Regions from separate parts of the Homo sapiens genome. Here region 2 is linked to region 1. Evidence: chromatin contacts called from ENCODE Hi-C or POLR2A ChIA-PET data. All regions are on one chromosome and are shown on one strand. The core of a region is the stretch at or near the end of the contact, and the rest is flanking DNA. Distances in the headings are between cores, read along the strand shown.

Region 1 (2,793 bases), core at 215-2,714:
TGATATAAATATATAATAAAATAGAATTCAGAGATAATGTGACTGCATTTATATATTAATCCTGTATGCCACTTGACTTCCTAGAATTGAAATAAGCACCCTTGGAATGGAATGCTTGGGAGAATCGGCTATAAAAGCTGTGTGTTATTAAAATGCTGAAACTTTACACCAGTAGTTTTTTTCTTAGCAATTTTGTATTTCTTAAAATTCGCATTTTTTCCCCTGAGGCAATAGGAAACATTATAACAAATAATATAAAAGATCATTTAAGGATGATTATTCATTGTTTTAAATATATGAATGATTAGATAAATAACTAAACTGATCCAATATGCAATAAAACTATAAGAGCTTCAGTTTTTCAAGAGCAAGACTCTTAACATATTATCATTCGTTCAAAGAAGGTTATTTGTCGGAAGTTATTTACTCTTCTTTTCCCTTGCTTCCTGAACTCATGATATGAAATCTTCATTTATTTTAGTTCTAACTTGGCTGATTAAAAAAAAGGATTCCCTTTGCTTTTAATATTGCTGAATATTTGAAGATCGATTGAAGCTATTAAATTAAAATAGTTTACCCCTTGAGGATTTTCAAAGACCAAAGAAAATATTAGTTTAAATGGAAAGCATTAGTCTTCTATTATTACTGTCTTGGACTGGATTGCATTAGATCTTCAGAGTAAGGCAGCAAGTGCTTTATAACTGTAAAGCCAGTTGTAAAATGTGGAATTAAAGCAAACACAAAATCAAACAAACATGGTATTTCTCCCAATAATTATAAGTTTACTGGATGCTTATTTATCTGTCATTAGAATGGACATACAATCAGAACATCCCAAACTTGTTTACTCACTCCAATGAGATGGGCAGAGGTAAATGGCAAACAGCAATTTAAATATAAATATATTTAGCCTAGGCCAGGCATGGTGGCTCATGCCTGCAATACCAGCACTTTGGGAGGCCTAGGCGGGCGGATCACCTGAGGCCAGGAGTTCAAGACCAGCCTGGCCAACATGGTGAAACCCCGTCTCTACTAAAAATACAAAATTAGCCTGTAATCCCAGCTACTCAGGAGGCTGAGGCAGGAGAATCGCTTGAACCTGGGAGGCAGAGGTTGCAGTGAGCTGCCATTGCACATTGCACTCCGGCCTGGGGACAAGAGTGAAACTCCGTCTCAAAAAAATAAAAGCATAAATAAATATATTTAGCCTAAAATGGCTGTATTATTTTTAAATCTTTATTTTCTAATTCTGACTGTATATTGATTAGTCAATGAGTAAGATTTCTCAGAAACATATTGCTATAAAGTCTAACTACAGTTACAATTTTTCATAGATGATTCACCACAGTGATCTTTATCTAAACAATGCAGGGGAAATTATTTCGAATGTCAACAGCTCTCTTAAATTGGCCATATAAAATCATCTACTTATATGTAAGATAAACACGGAGGCTTAGAAACTTCTCAACATTGAGGTACATTCATTACAAGTCAGTAAATCAGTGTTTCACTAGCTTCAGCTGTTACCTCATGGGTATAGCTGTCTAGTCAGAAGTAGGAAATATAATCCCACAGTGCTCTGTTAGCCTGGGATTTCAGGATCCGTTTTGTTTTTGATCTCAGTATTTCTCAAATCCCTTTTCATTAATGATGAAATAGGGTCTCAATATCTTAAGCTACCATTTGGAAAGAGAAAAAGGAAGATTACACTGTTCACATCCTAGTCGTTTGTGTATCGTCTTCCGTTTCTTCTTACTTTACTATAAATACTTACTTGCATTTTGATATATTTACACATTTTGAACATTAATTCACTGTGTAACCTTTACTATTTGGAATGAAAATGAAACTGAGAAACAAGCTAAAAAGAGCACTGAGCAACTGAAAGAGGTGCTACCAAATGTATGTAGGAAATCTCACATAATTCACTGATGTCTAAATCCTCACTCGGAGCTTGTTTCTTTTCATTTAATCTATGACTGTACTAAATATACTTACTTTCCTACTCTTAACTTTGTTAAAGCAGCCAATTAGGATTTGAAAGATCCTAATCTTTCAGGCATTAGTAAGACATACATATTTCAATTTCAGTAGTAAATGATACCCATATGTAAGGAAAATATGTGTCCAGGAGAGAATCCTTACCTGGATTCGTAAAGTTACACACACTTCATTGACATCAGATGGCCCTGACCCAGCATATGTAGTATTTGTAATGATAATGAGTCTTCATGTATTCTGCAAGAATTCAGATCAAGGTGCAATGCGTTTAACCACACAAATGGTTAAACGTATGCTTAATGGGTACTTTACCATATAGTTTTAATTTCCATTAGCATCAACGAGCCATCCTTGTATCTAACTTTAAGTAGTGGTTCAGGAATATAGTTTTATAAACTGTTTATCATTTATCATTTATCCCAAGATATTTATTTATGCAACAGTGCCTAGTCAATTCTTGACTGAAGATTACCCAAACATGTGAAAATAAATGTTACTGTTAAATCTTTATATGACATTGAAAGAAACGAAGTTTGTAAATGCACTGTGTTAACTTTGAAATACCAGCCTTAGGTTTCACTAGATCTTTATTGGTATATGAGATGAAGACCTAAGTCTAATTCTACCTAATGCACACAATTGACCTGATTATATGTTTGGTGTTTGTTTGTTTGTTTGTTTGTTTGTTTGTTTTGACAGAGACTTGCTCTGTCACCAGGCTGGAGCACAGTGGCGCGATCTCAGCTCACTACAACCTCCCCCTCCCTGGTTCAAGCTATTCTCCTACCTCAG
Region 2 (2,793 bases), core at 167-2,666, 39 kb after region 1:
CCATGCAAGTAAATGAAATACCCAGTGAATATATGCATATAGAGAGTAAAAACAGAAGGCAGAATGCTAATCTTGATAAGCCATGGAAGGAGAGCATAAAAGAAAAGCCAATGAAGTAAACTTAGAATCAGGGGAAAATTGTGATAGAAAGGAAAGAAGGAGTGTTTCAGTATACATGGAGTCAACATACTAATAATAATATCAAAAGCAACAATAATAATAAAAATCAATTCAATCCCTGCTAGGCCACTAGTCTTTAAACTAAAGATATTACACAAATTATCTTATTTAATCCTAATAGCATATTTTGTTTTAAAGAAATAGAACTCAAGTTTATCACTTAATATTTTAAACCAAAGAAAGCTTCATGAATCATGAAGTGGAACTCACAAGGTCATACTGGAGGATGAAGAAACATGTGCAGGAAAGAAAAAGGTGTATTCCAGCTCCAGAGGGTAGAAGTAAATTGAGAAGTTAATAGGAACAGGTAAACTGTCTCTTTCAAACACTACTGCTGGAATGACTTAAATCCAATTATGTTAATTTATTTAATTCCTATGCTCACTATTTAGATTCCAGAGAGAGAATGCTGCTGAAATGTCCTGTTGGAGAAACTAGCCAACCTTTTGGTTAGAGAAGGGTAACATTTTTTGACTAACAGTCCTACCAGGCTAAATTCCGTGGGTGAAAAGTAATTTGCTCAAGGGAAAGCAGGGTGTCCTTATCAAAAGAAAGTAGAATACAAGAGTATGTTAAAATTGTATTGTGTAAAAGTGACTCATGGATCTTCAACTTAAATGTGAGGGTGCCAAATCTTAGGGTAATTAAGTAACTTGCTCAAATTCACGCAGGTTAGTAAGTGAATGAATTCATATCAAAGCCAAACTCCATCATTCAGATCAAGAAAACTGAAGTGAGAAAAGGCTATTTTATATAGCATTTCTAATAGTTTCATCAGTATGGTAGCCAGGCAAGAAAATTATTAATAATACATCAAGTTTTATGGAGCCAATTTTAAGTAAATTCTTTGCCAAGAATTTATGCAGGAAAGAAAAGGAAAGAGCAGTTCGGCAGTGGAAGAGAGGAAGGATGATCTCTTTTACAAAATAGGAAAATTTGGTAGGTTTGTGGGTTGAAAAAAAGTTAGAGGTTGAACAGGAAGGAGAAAGTACATGGATGAAACAAGATCCTGTCAGAGGCAGGAAGGAGTGGAATCAAAAAGTCAGATGGACAAAAGAATAAGGATTCTTTTGAGATGCAAAATGAGATCCAGATGAATAAAGATGCAGATAAATTTGGAGATATAGAGGAGGGAAGCGGAAGGGGTTCACAACTGATAGGCTCAATATTTTCAGCAGTAAGAGGGGAAATCATGTGTTGAGGTTGAGGGGAATGAGGATAAGGGTGGGGATCTGAGGAGGGTGTGGTGGGAACAGCTGCTGTGTGGAATGGGAAGACCAGCCAAGTAGGAATGAGTAATAGGGCTGCTGAGCAGCTCTGAAGGTTCAGCTGACATCGGAAATCATAAATTTGTAGCAGAGTCAATCAGCATGGTTATTCAATTTTCTCAGGAACTCTTGGCAGCCCAGGAGGAGGAGGAGAGCAAACAGATGGTAGGACTGATTTGGTAATGGGATTGGCAAGGCAGCTGCGAGAGAAGGTTAAAGAAGGGAAGAAATCAATTGCACCCATGAAAGTGTGTTGAAAATGGTTTATCAGGGGGATCAAAATTAGGGAGAGAAGGAAGTGAAGCCAGGAAGGATTAGACACTGCCAATTCAGGGAAGAGTGAAGCCATGGAGGTCATTAGCCTTTGAAGCTTAAGAGGAGGTTTTGTGAGCATGAGTGAGTGGGATAGGTGATGAGAGAGGAAAATTTCACAATTTTAGATATTACAGTAGAGCATTTTTTTGTTTCAAAACAGCCCATTTTGTATCTGTGAGTGTGATTGCCAAAGCTGAGTAGAAGTGACTGTCACTGAAATATAAGGCAAAAGAATTTCAAACCTAAATAGGGGAATATGTCATCAAAGTCATTGAGAATGGTGATGATTTATAGAAGATAAAACAATAGAAACAACAAAAGCAACAATAAAACACCAGCTGCCAAGTTATTCAAGTGCATTTTTTTTTTCTTAGAGACAGGGTCTTGCTCTGTCACCTAAGCAGGGGTGCAGTGGCATCATTATGGCTCACTGCAACCTCAAACTCCGGCGCTCAAGAGATCCTCCTGCTTCAGCCTTCCTCACTGCTGGGACTACAGGTGCATATCCCTATGCCCAAGTAATTTATTTTTTACTTTTTGTAGAGACAGGGTCTTGCTGTTACCCAGGCTGGCCTTGAACTCTTGACTTAAAACCATCCTCCTGCCTTGGTGTCCCAAAGTGCTGGGATTACAGGCATAAGCCACTGTGCATAGCACATGCAAATACACTGATGTAGTACTGTGGATGACTAGATTTAGAAGACAGCTAGAAGGTTTGATTGTTTGGACCTTGTAAATGTAAGACTTACTGAAATAAAGCAGTGGAACAATGTCCTGGAATTGAAAGGGGAAATCCAAGAGAATGTCCCACTTCCAAGAGGGACAAAAAATTACTATTTTTAGCAGTATTCTAGCATATAGTGAAATCTATGTGAATAAAACTTAAACTAACCAGTTTTCTCAAGCCCTTTTATAAGGGTTCTGATCCTCTTCATCAGGACAGAACCCTCATGGCCTAATCGCCTCCTAAAGATCTCACCTTTTAATACTGTTACATTGGGTTTAAGTTTCAACATGAATTTTGGACATG

Evidence for each region. A loop is a pair of places that touch in the nucleus more often than their neighbours do. ChIA-PET counts read pairs that join two places held with the same protein, here RNA polymerase II (POLR2A). Pooled maps may share reads with other maps.
Region 2: a loop to region 1 is called in a pooled map, with 2.3 times the contacts of the local background. The contact joins two enhancer-like sites. A Hi-C loop is called at or near these places in 4 of 168 maps with a recorded cell type or tissue (HCT116, heart right ventricle, naive thymus-derived CD4-positive, alpha-beta T cell and 1 more) and 2 of 50 pooled maps. POLR2A ChIA-PET finds 5 or more read pairs at or near these places in 4 of 52 experiments (HCT116, MCF 10A, PC-9 and 1 more).

What each region holds. Positions count from the first base shown.
Region 1 is chr4:30,762,047-30,764,839 of GRCh38, forward strand. All of the region lies in intron 1 of PCDH7 (protocadherin 7), which reads left to right. Among named protein-coding and RNA genes, the nearest start is that of PCDH7, 43 kb to the left of the region's middle. Within about 2 kb of position 1,465, at least 4 of the 41 ENCODE cell types and tissues checked have a DNase peak (open chromatin) inside an H3K27ac peak, as active enhancers do; they include HCT116, where a contact is called at or near this core.
Region 2 is chr4:30,801,320-30,804,112 of GRCh38, forward strand. The region is part of intron 1 of PCDH7 (protocadherin 7); the gene reads left to right. Among named protein-coding and RNA genes, the nearest start is that of PCDH7, 82 kb to the left of the region's middle. Within about 2 kb of position 1,417, at least 2 of the 41 ENCODE cell types and tissues checked have a DNase peak (open chromatin) inside an H3K27ac peak, as active enhancers do; they include HCT116, where a contact is called at or near this core.